Linked DNA regions of Homo sapiens: region 1 is linked to region 2. Evidence: chromatin contacts called from ENCODE Hi-C or POLR2A ChIA-PET data. All regions are on one chromosome and are shown on one strand. The core of a region is the stretch at or near the end of the contact, and the rest is flanking DNA. Distances in the headings are between cores, read along the strand shown. Region 1 holds the start of CUL4B (cullin 4B). Region 2 overlaps TMEM255A (transmembrane protein 255A).

Region 1 (3,770 bases), core at 1-2,500, 270 kb after region 2:
CCCAGCAATGCCAAGGCTCGCTATGCACCTGAAATAAATAAACCTCTTTAGAATACAAATTTCTCACCTGCAAAATCCGGATCAATCATACCGATTGTCAGTGTTATAAGGAATAACAGATTAAATACAATAGGTTGAAAAAGACCTCAAAATACTGCACAGAAACACCCGGTGTATGCTTCAGCACAAGGATCCTAACCACCCCCGGAAAATGAACCCTCCACCAAAAAAGGACCTCCCCTCCACCTCATTGATTATGCATAAAACATTAGGCCACCTCCAAACTGTTTAATATATTAACATAAATAGAGCACGTGACCCCTCGAGTGTCAAATCCTTATTAGGTGATTATGGATTTTGGCCTTGGTTACCTTTAAAGTTCTTGATCACTAACTTCTTAGCAGAGCCAGGTTTGCTGTTAGCAAAGCTAGAGACGGTGGTAGAAGATTTGGCTAGGCCGTTTGCATGATGCACCGAAGCCACAGAAGAGATTAATATACTCTTATTTTTAAGTTGCTGCTGCTGAGATGTTGCAGCAGTTGGTGAAGATGAGGAGGAGGAGGAGGAGGATTCCTCAGCCATCTTCGCATCAAACCCTACAAACTCCAGGGTGTCTTCAAAACGCAGCTTCTTCTGTATCGGTACGTGGCTGGAAGCAGCCACTGAAACCCCCAGGCAGAAGGACGAGGTTGAAGGGGATGCCGAATCCCTGGGTTGTAAAGGAGGAGTGGAAGAGGAGGAAGAGGTGGAATCAAAGTCTTCTCTCTCGTTACTACTGTTACTGCTGCTACTGCTGCTGCTGTTTAACTTTCTCTTCTTGGCAGAGGTGGGCGGAGTGGTGCTGGTATTACCATCAGTGGCAGATCTGACCTCCTGAGCAGCAGCAGCAGCTGAGGGACTGGGGGAAGAAAAACCTGTTGGAAACATGAAAATAGCGGGGTCAACAGGCAGAGGAGCATCAAAAACCTACGTTTATATGCCTGCGTGCGTGTAGGAGAGAAGGTAGCAATGCTAGAGGGGGAAGGGAAGAAAGAAGAGAGGAGAAACACAGAGGACGAGAAGGAAAGTGAAGGGGGGGGCTACACCGGGGGAATGGGAGGGTTTGGGAAGGCGGATAGGCTGACACCAGGAGTGAGCAGAACGAGGGGGGAGAGCGAATGAGGAGGCAGACAGGTAAACGGCCGTGCCGTCCCCCTCCCCTGCTTTTCGATCTCTCTCCCCCCCTTTCTGCAGGAGCGACTCAGCGAGTCTGTGAGGCTGCAGCTCCTCCTCCTTTTCTCCCTCTCCCTGGGAGGGGAGAGGCTGTGGTTGGGGGAAAGGGGGAGGGGGAAAGAACCAGGGCTTGTTATTGTCAATAGCACAAGAGGCTAAAGATGGCGCCATTTCCGGTCACGCGGCGCCGAGGGAGGGGCGGTGTCAACCTCAGGGAGTGGGGGTGAGGGAAGCGCTGCAGCCGCCCGGGGGGCGGGGGAGCTCGCGCGTGAGGGGGCGGCTGGAAAGGGGCGGCTAAAGTGCCCCAGACGCTCGCGCTAGTTCGCTCCTGCTCCCGCTCCCCTTCGCGATCCCCTTTCCTGGCAGCGCCTTCCTTCCCTGGCCCACCGGGAACTCCCACTCCCTCCTTAACGGTCCCGCGGGAAGCTTCGCGCCGCAGCGCCCTTACCGGAAGTGACTGGGCAGACACTTTTCATAGCGCCCAGATCCCGAAGCCCCCAGGTCCGCAGGACTTGAGTGGGGGGGGGAAGGGGGGAGGGAGAAATTGGGGGGAAGAAAAGTGGATAGGAGGAGGGGGCGGGCCTTCGAGACACCTTCGGAGCTCCTGATTGGAGCTTTCTGAAGGCGAGGGGGTGGGGGGGGTGGCGGGAGGAGCGGGAAGGAGCCTCGGGGGAGGGAAGGTAGTGACGGCGAGGGGCGGAGTGAGCTAGCTGGGAAAACGGAGGAGGAGGAAGAGGAGGAGAGAGGGAGGGACGGAATAAAACGTAAGGGTCCGGGAGAATAGAAACTTTGAAAGAGATGAAAGAATAAGGAGTGGTTGCAAGGCTAGGGGAGTAACCCTAAATAGAGGAAAACATAATCATGCCATTATGCCCGCTGCTGGAGAGGAATGTCCCTATGTTAAGATAGGAAAGGAGAAGAAAACGAGCTAAGATAGGAAGAAAAGGACTTTTTAATTCGGTGCCGGTATAAATTGTTTCTCTTTTATCTCAAGGCACCACAGACCCAAGGCTGAATAAGGCCTGAATTTTGATGCCTTTCTCTTTCATGTAGCTGTAAATCCTTTTATCTTACTACCAGGAGCATTTTCTAAGCTGGCTGGCCAAATTAAGTGTGTATTCTAAGGCGAAGAAATGGAAAGGTAACTAACCCCTCACCCACCCAGCACTATGCCCAGGATCGTCCTAACCCCCACTCTATCAGTCCTTAACTCAGTAATTTATAGACCCAACAAAGCTAAGACCCACTTCCTTCTTTTGCCAAATCTCAGTTTACACGCTGTCCCAAAGGAGACATTTTAGAACCATATCGGCAAAAGTCAGTGTTTTCTACTAATGTGTTTCATGACCCCATGCTTTACAATTGATTATTGATTTAAAAAATCTTTAAGTTTGGTTAAATTAGCAACAATAAACCTTGTAAATTCCCTGTTGGGAGTTTTTACTTAACCTTGGGGCATTCTCAGAGGGAGGTAACACAATATCAAAAACTAAATTTGCCAACCTGTTGATCATTCTAACTGCAAAAGCATTCAGTTAGCATGTATGGTAAGACTATGCAAGGTCTCTGCCCTTGAGAAGCCAGTAGGGGAAGATAGTTTCAAAACTAATTTCCATAACAATAATATGACATATATACAAAGTGCTGTCAGAAGAGGCAAAACAAGAAATTTGGGAGAAATCTGGAATAGGAAGAGTTCTACAGAGATTATGTTTATGCTGTGTCTCAAAGTGGGAGTTGCCAAAAAGAGAAGAGGGAACAGGATGAAAGGCATTCTGGGGAACGGAAACAAGGGCAAAGCAAGGAGTGAAAGGGCCAGGCCTGTTTATGGAAACATGGAAAGTGCAGTGAGGCTGGGAAGTAGGATGTCTGGCTGGGAGTAAGGAAGATGAGGCTCAAAAGTGCCTGGCACACCAAGCCAAGAATTTGGAGTCTACTCTGTAGGCGATCATAGATAGCAGGGAGACAATCCAGCAAGCAGAGCTTTTACAAACCAGGGGTGACAGGATTGTGAGTGGAGTAAAAGCAGCTTGTATGGTATACCTTGTGATAGGTGAATCAGAACCCTGCAAATAAATCAACTTTCTAACTTTGTTTAAACAGGCCCACTTGTTTTTGTGTCTTGAAAAGTCCCTGATTAAAATGCAAATCAACCTTTGGCATTATTAGACAATATCATTGCTATTTGATGACAGCCTGCTGAAAGCAAGGCTCTAATGGAACTTAGAACCGCTGAGAAGGGAGATGGGGGCCTGAAAGGAGACAGATGGAAGCACTCCTATCTGTTTTGAATATACCACATAGTTTTTTTCATTTTGTTTTGTTTTGAAGACAGAATCTTGCTGTGTCGCCCAGGCTGGACTGCAGTGGTGTAATCTTGGCTCACTGCAACCTCTGCCTCCCGGGTTCAAGCGATTCTTGTGCGTCAGCCTTCTTGAGTACCTGGGACTACAGGCATGTATCACTACGCCTGCTAATTTTTTTTGTATTTTTAGTAGAGTCAGGGTTTTGCTATGTTGGCCAGGCTGGTCTCGAACTCCTGGCCTCAAGTGATCCGC
Region 2 (4,215 bases), core at 9-2,508:
AGCAAGAAATTGTCCAGCTCTCTCCCCCATCCAGATGCAATGAAGTGCTGCTAAATTTGTCTTGCTTTGTTATAGAGAATATTCATAGCAAATGGGCATTTTTTTCTATATTGGGTCCTTCATCCAAATGCTTACTGCCTTTCAGATAAGCTGTTATCATATATGCATTTCTATTCCTCCTATCTAACCTGAGAACAGTGAGAGAAATAGTAAATTTATGGTTGTTAAAAGAAAAAGGAGTCAAGTGGATGGCAGAGACATAATCAAAGTATTTGCCATGGTGCCTTTGGAGCAGGACTGCTTTGCCTTACTCCAAGGGCACCCATTCACATTGTATTTTATGTAAAATGGCTTCCCCTGAAGCTGTGCAATGCAGTGGCCATTTTACATCCAATTGCCTTCCTTTTCTCTTCCCAACTGAAAGTTTACCATTTTTCTAACTATTTGGGAATGATTGACTTTCAATGTGAGGTTAATAGAGTACAAAATTGTCAAGATTCCTGGAAGCCTAGGTACAGTTTCATATGGAGAAATCCCTGGGTTGGGAAGGGATTATTGTATACTGAAATGAAAGCTCTCCAAAAATGACCTGGAGTCATACTTTGCCTCACTACGCATTGCATCTAGCTCTGCTTGAGGCAACATGGAACATAAGGAGAGCTGTTTGGGGCAGAAGAGAGACTCATCTGTGCATGCTCAAGCATTATTAGGCTGGCCTCTTGGAGGTGTTATGAGAGGGGCCAGGCTGACAGTCCCAGCCTCCCCAGAGCATAAAGGTGGATCTGGCTTCTCAGTTACCCTCATTTGGCTTCCAGACCCATCCTATGTGTGGAACTCAGGCTCTGCCTCCGTAGTTCAGGCCTAGTGCCCTGGTGGGGCTTCCACTTTTATTCCAACTGAGCACTGAGTTCAGGCAACTGAACCATCATCCACAGAGATGGGGGAGGGTCATGTCCTGTGGCCTCTGTACTCTCATTTGTCCCCCTGAGGATCAAAGCCACATATGGGGAGGCTCCCGGCTGGGGTCAGAGGGTCAGCCTGTGGCCACAGAACAAAGTAAAACTGATTAGGCCTCATGAGGCTCCAACCTATGACCATGGCCTCATTAGCAATGTGCTCTGACCCACTGAACAAATCAGCTATACATACCTAGAAATAAAACTTAGGCCCATGAAAAGGAGTAAAAGAAAGGGTGTTTCAGGCAGAACAGGGGACTTTCCCAGGAGGTAAAGACATGCAGCCTCATTCTGGCTCACCTCCTCAGCTTCCTTCTGTGATGTCTTGGGAACATAATGGCACCGGTTAGCGTAGAGTGGTTTCAGATCCTGAAAAGGGAAACACCAAAACAAAGGGGTTTTGACTTTGGAAAATAAAACAGCAAGTGTTGTACTTGGTAATAAAAGGTTTGAATACACACACACACACACACACACACACACAGAAGCAGGCAGGCAGTAGATTGGGTTAATTTCTGAAAGTCACCTGTCTAGGGAGACTGAGTGAAGATTAGACAAAAATACTTTAAAAATTACTTTCTATTAGACTACTTGGTTAATGAGAAATTATGAAACTGATTGAGAAATGGGCTTCTTGAAATTTCCTCTCTGGTTTTCTTTTACTTCTGGCCTTTGTCTTCTTGTAAACAGTCCTCAGGGAACAAGATGCAAAACTCCAGGTTATTATGAAATGACACTTTCAAGCAGAGAGAGCTCAAGTCCAACAATGAGGTTTCATTATCACCTGGGGACAGGACTATGGTTGGCTGACTTGTACCTCTTGCTGTCATTTCCGCATCATTTTCAGAAGGAAGAGCTCAGGAAGCAAGCCTCAGGAGGAGGGGCAGCTCCTGAGGCTGCTGTAGATTTTAACTCAATTGAACTGTGAGCCATTTTCACCCAACTGCATAGATTAGATAAAATCAGTGAACTCCAAAAACACTGTTCAAGTCTCAGAAAACTAACATGGGGCTCAAGGACAGTCGATTTACTCTGCTGGCTTGGCCAGCTTCCTGATGAGAGAGAGCTCTCATGCATGGGGGTTGGGGTAGAACCAATAGACACAAGCCAGGGCTGCCTGGAAGCTTGCAGGCAGGAGCTGCTGTTCACTTTCCGGACTGATGCTAAACCTCCCCTGAGTGGTAGGGGGCTTCTTCCAAAGGCACCTTAGGACAGGACAAACAACTTATGCAAATTGACCTTGGGGTTTGGCAGAAGTACCCAGGCAGAGGGAATTTATGTATTGTCTCCTTCCCTTCTGCCCCCACTTCTTTCACCATTTACGATCATCTCAGTGGCTGCTTTTCCCCACACATGTGATTTAGCGTCTTTTGTACTTGGCACTCAAATGCCTCCTGCCTTTTAGCCGGCCTCCCCATTAAGGTTCTAGGACTTTCCATCAGCTAGCTACTTCTACATGAAACTCCTGCCTGCTCAATGTTCTGAAAGTACCTTGCCCTGTTAGCTTAGCTTGGAGTCTAGCTGGAAAGGAATGAGGGTGTTCATGCTCACACCTGGAAGGGCTTATTGTCCATGTTTGGTGTTTGGGTAGTGGCAGAATAATTATCATAATTATCCTGCTGAAGAGGAGGCTTAATGTGCTGGTCACAGCCCTTCTCACCTCCTGGTTTTGCAAAAAGCATTCAGGCACCAAGTGCCCTACATGAAGACAGACGTGTGATAGTTGCCCATTTGCTGCCTCTGGCTGATACTCTTCATTGAGGCCCAGAAGAGTAACAAGAACAAGGCAATTGGGAGGCAAGAAAAGGTCACTCAGCCAGGGCTTGGCAACCTCTGTAATCTGAAGGGCTACCAACTATGGCATGAAGGGGTAGAAAAGGAAATTGTTTTATGTTGAGTGTCTGCTCTATGCCAGGCCCTCTTAGGGCATATCCATTCCCATTATTTAATTTCACGTTCATGCTAACCCTGAAAGGTAGGTTACTACTATATCCATTTAGAAGAAAAGAAAACTATGGTACAAGAAGGTAAAGTGATTTTCCAAGCTAGTTAATGGCTATACTAGGGAGAGGGGAAAGGAAAGAAATATGAGACAAAAGAGAAATGGCACAAGACACATAGAGAAGGGTGAGTGAGAAGGTGGTAGGTCTTGAGAGGAAGTTCAGATTCACCCAAGTCAAAGGAACAGGGAAAGATGATGTTAAAGGGCCTCAACAATAGGACAGCTGGCTCTCACCCATCCAAGCTGTGCTAGGGTCCAAATGTGCCTTTCATTTAAGTTGGCCAACAGATACCATCATAGATTAATAAAGCCTCCTTCCTCAAAGCTCTCTGGGTGTCAATGAGGACTAGCCAATGTCTTAGGGCAGGTATAGTATAAGCAGAAAGATTTTCTTAAATATTCATCCAGTCGTACCCCCAAATACTTGAGTCAAATGCTGTACTGCAGGTCACCAGCAGCAGGAGGTACAGAGGGCCTGGACTCAGAGGCAAGTAGTGGTCATTAGAGGAAACTTCCAGTAAATATAATTTGAATTTTTGCCCATTGCCTTTGACTGGAGCCAATGATCAAAAACATTGGAATGTCAGGAAAATGCAAATCAAAACCATAATGAGATACTGCTTCATACCCACTAGGATGGCTGGAATCAAAAAGTCAGATAATAATGAGAGTTGATGAGTATGTAGCAAAATCAAACCCATCAAACACTCTGGTGGGAATGTAAAATAGTGCAGCCACTTTGGAAAATACTCTGGCAGTTCCTCAAACAAATAAACATACTTACTATATGATCCAGCAGTTATACTCTTAGGTAGAAAGAAAATGAAAATGAAAATGAAAACATATATCCATGCATAAATTTGTACATAAATGTTTACAGTAGAATTATTCATAATAACCAAAAAGTGGAAACAACTCAAATGTACACCAACTAGTGAACGGACAAAGAAAATGTGGTATACCCATACAACGGAATGTTATTAGTCCATAAAACGGAATGAAGTACTTGATACAACATGAACGAATCTTGAAAACATTATACTAACTGAAAGAAACCAATCACAAGAGAATATATATATTATATTATTCTATTAATATGAAATGTCTAGAATAGGGATACCTTACACAAAGAAAGTATATTAGTGGTTGCTTGGGTCTGGGGAGAATGTGGGAATGTGGAGGTGAAAGCTAAAGGGTATGGGATTTCTTTTCAAGATGATGAAAATCTAAAATTGACTGTGGTGATGGTTGCACATA

The links. A loop is a pair of places that touch in the nucleus more often than their neighbours do. ChIA-PET counts read pairs that join two places held with the same protein, here RNA polymerase II (POLR2A). Pooled maps may share reads with other maps.
Region 1: a pooled map shows a loop between it and region 2 (5-fold over the local background). The contact joins the promoter of CUL4B here to the enhancer-like site in region 2. A Hi-C loop is called at or near these places in 2 of 50 pooled maps. POLR2A ChIA-PET finds 5 or more read pairs at or near these places in 3 of 52 experiments (HEK293, HepG2 and WTC11).

What each region holds. Positions count from the first base shown.
Region 1 is chrX:120,559,712-120,563,481 of GRCh38, forward strand. CUL4B (cullin 4B) reads right to left here and starts at 1,251. Exons shown (of 20, transcript NM_001079872.2): 1 at 372-1,251. The coding sequence starts at 927. RefSeq lists enhancers at 320-1,205, 1,203-1,497, 1,206-2,090 and silencers at 1,471-1,550, 1,851-1,900.
Region 2 is chrX:120,285,898-120,290,112 of GRCh38, forward strand. TMEM255A (transmembrane protein 255A) reads right to left here. Exons shown (of 9, transcript NM_001104544.3): 5 at 1,257-1,325. Among named protein-coding and RNA genes, the nearest start is that of TMEM255A, 23 kb to the right of the region's middle. Within about 2 kb of position 1,259, at least 2 of the 41 ENCODE cell types and tissues checked have a DNase peak (open chromatin) inside an H3K27ac peak, as active enhancers do.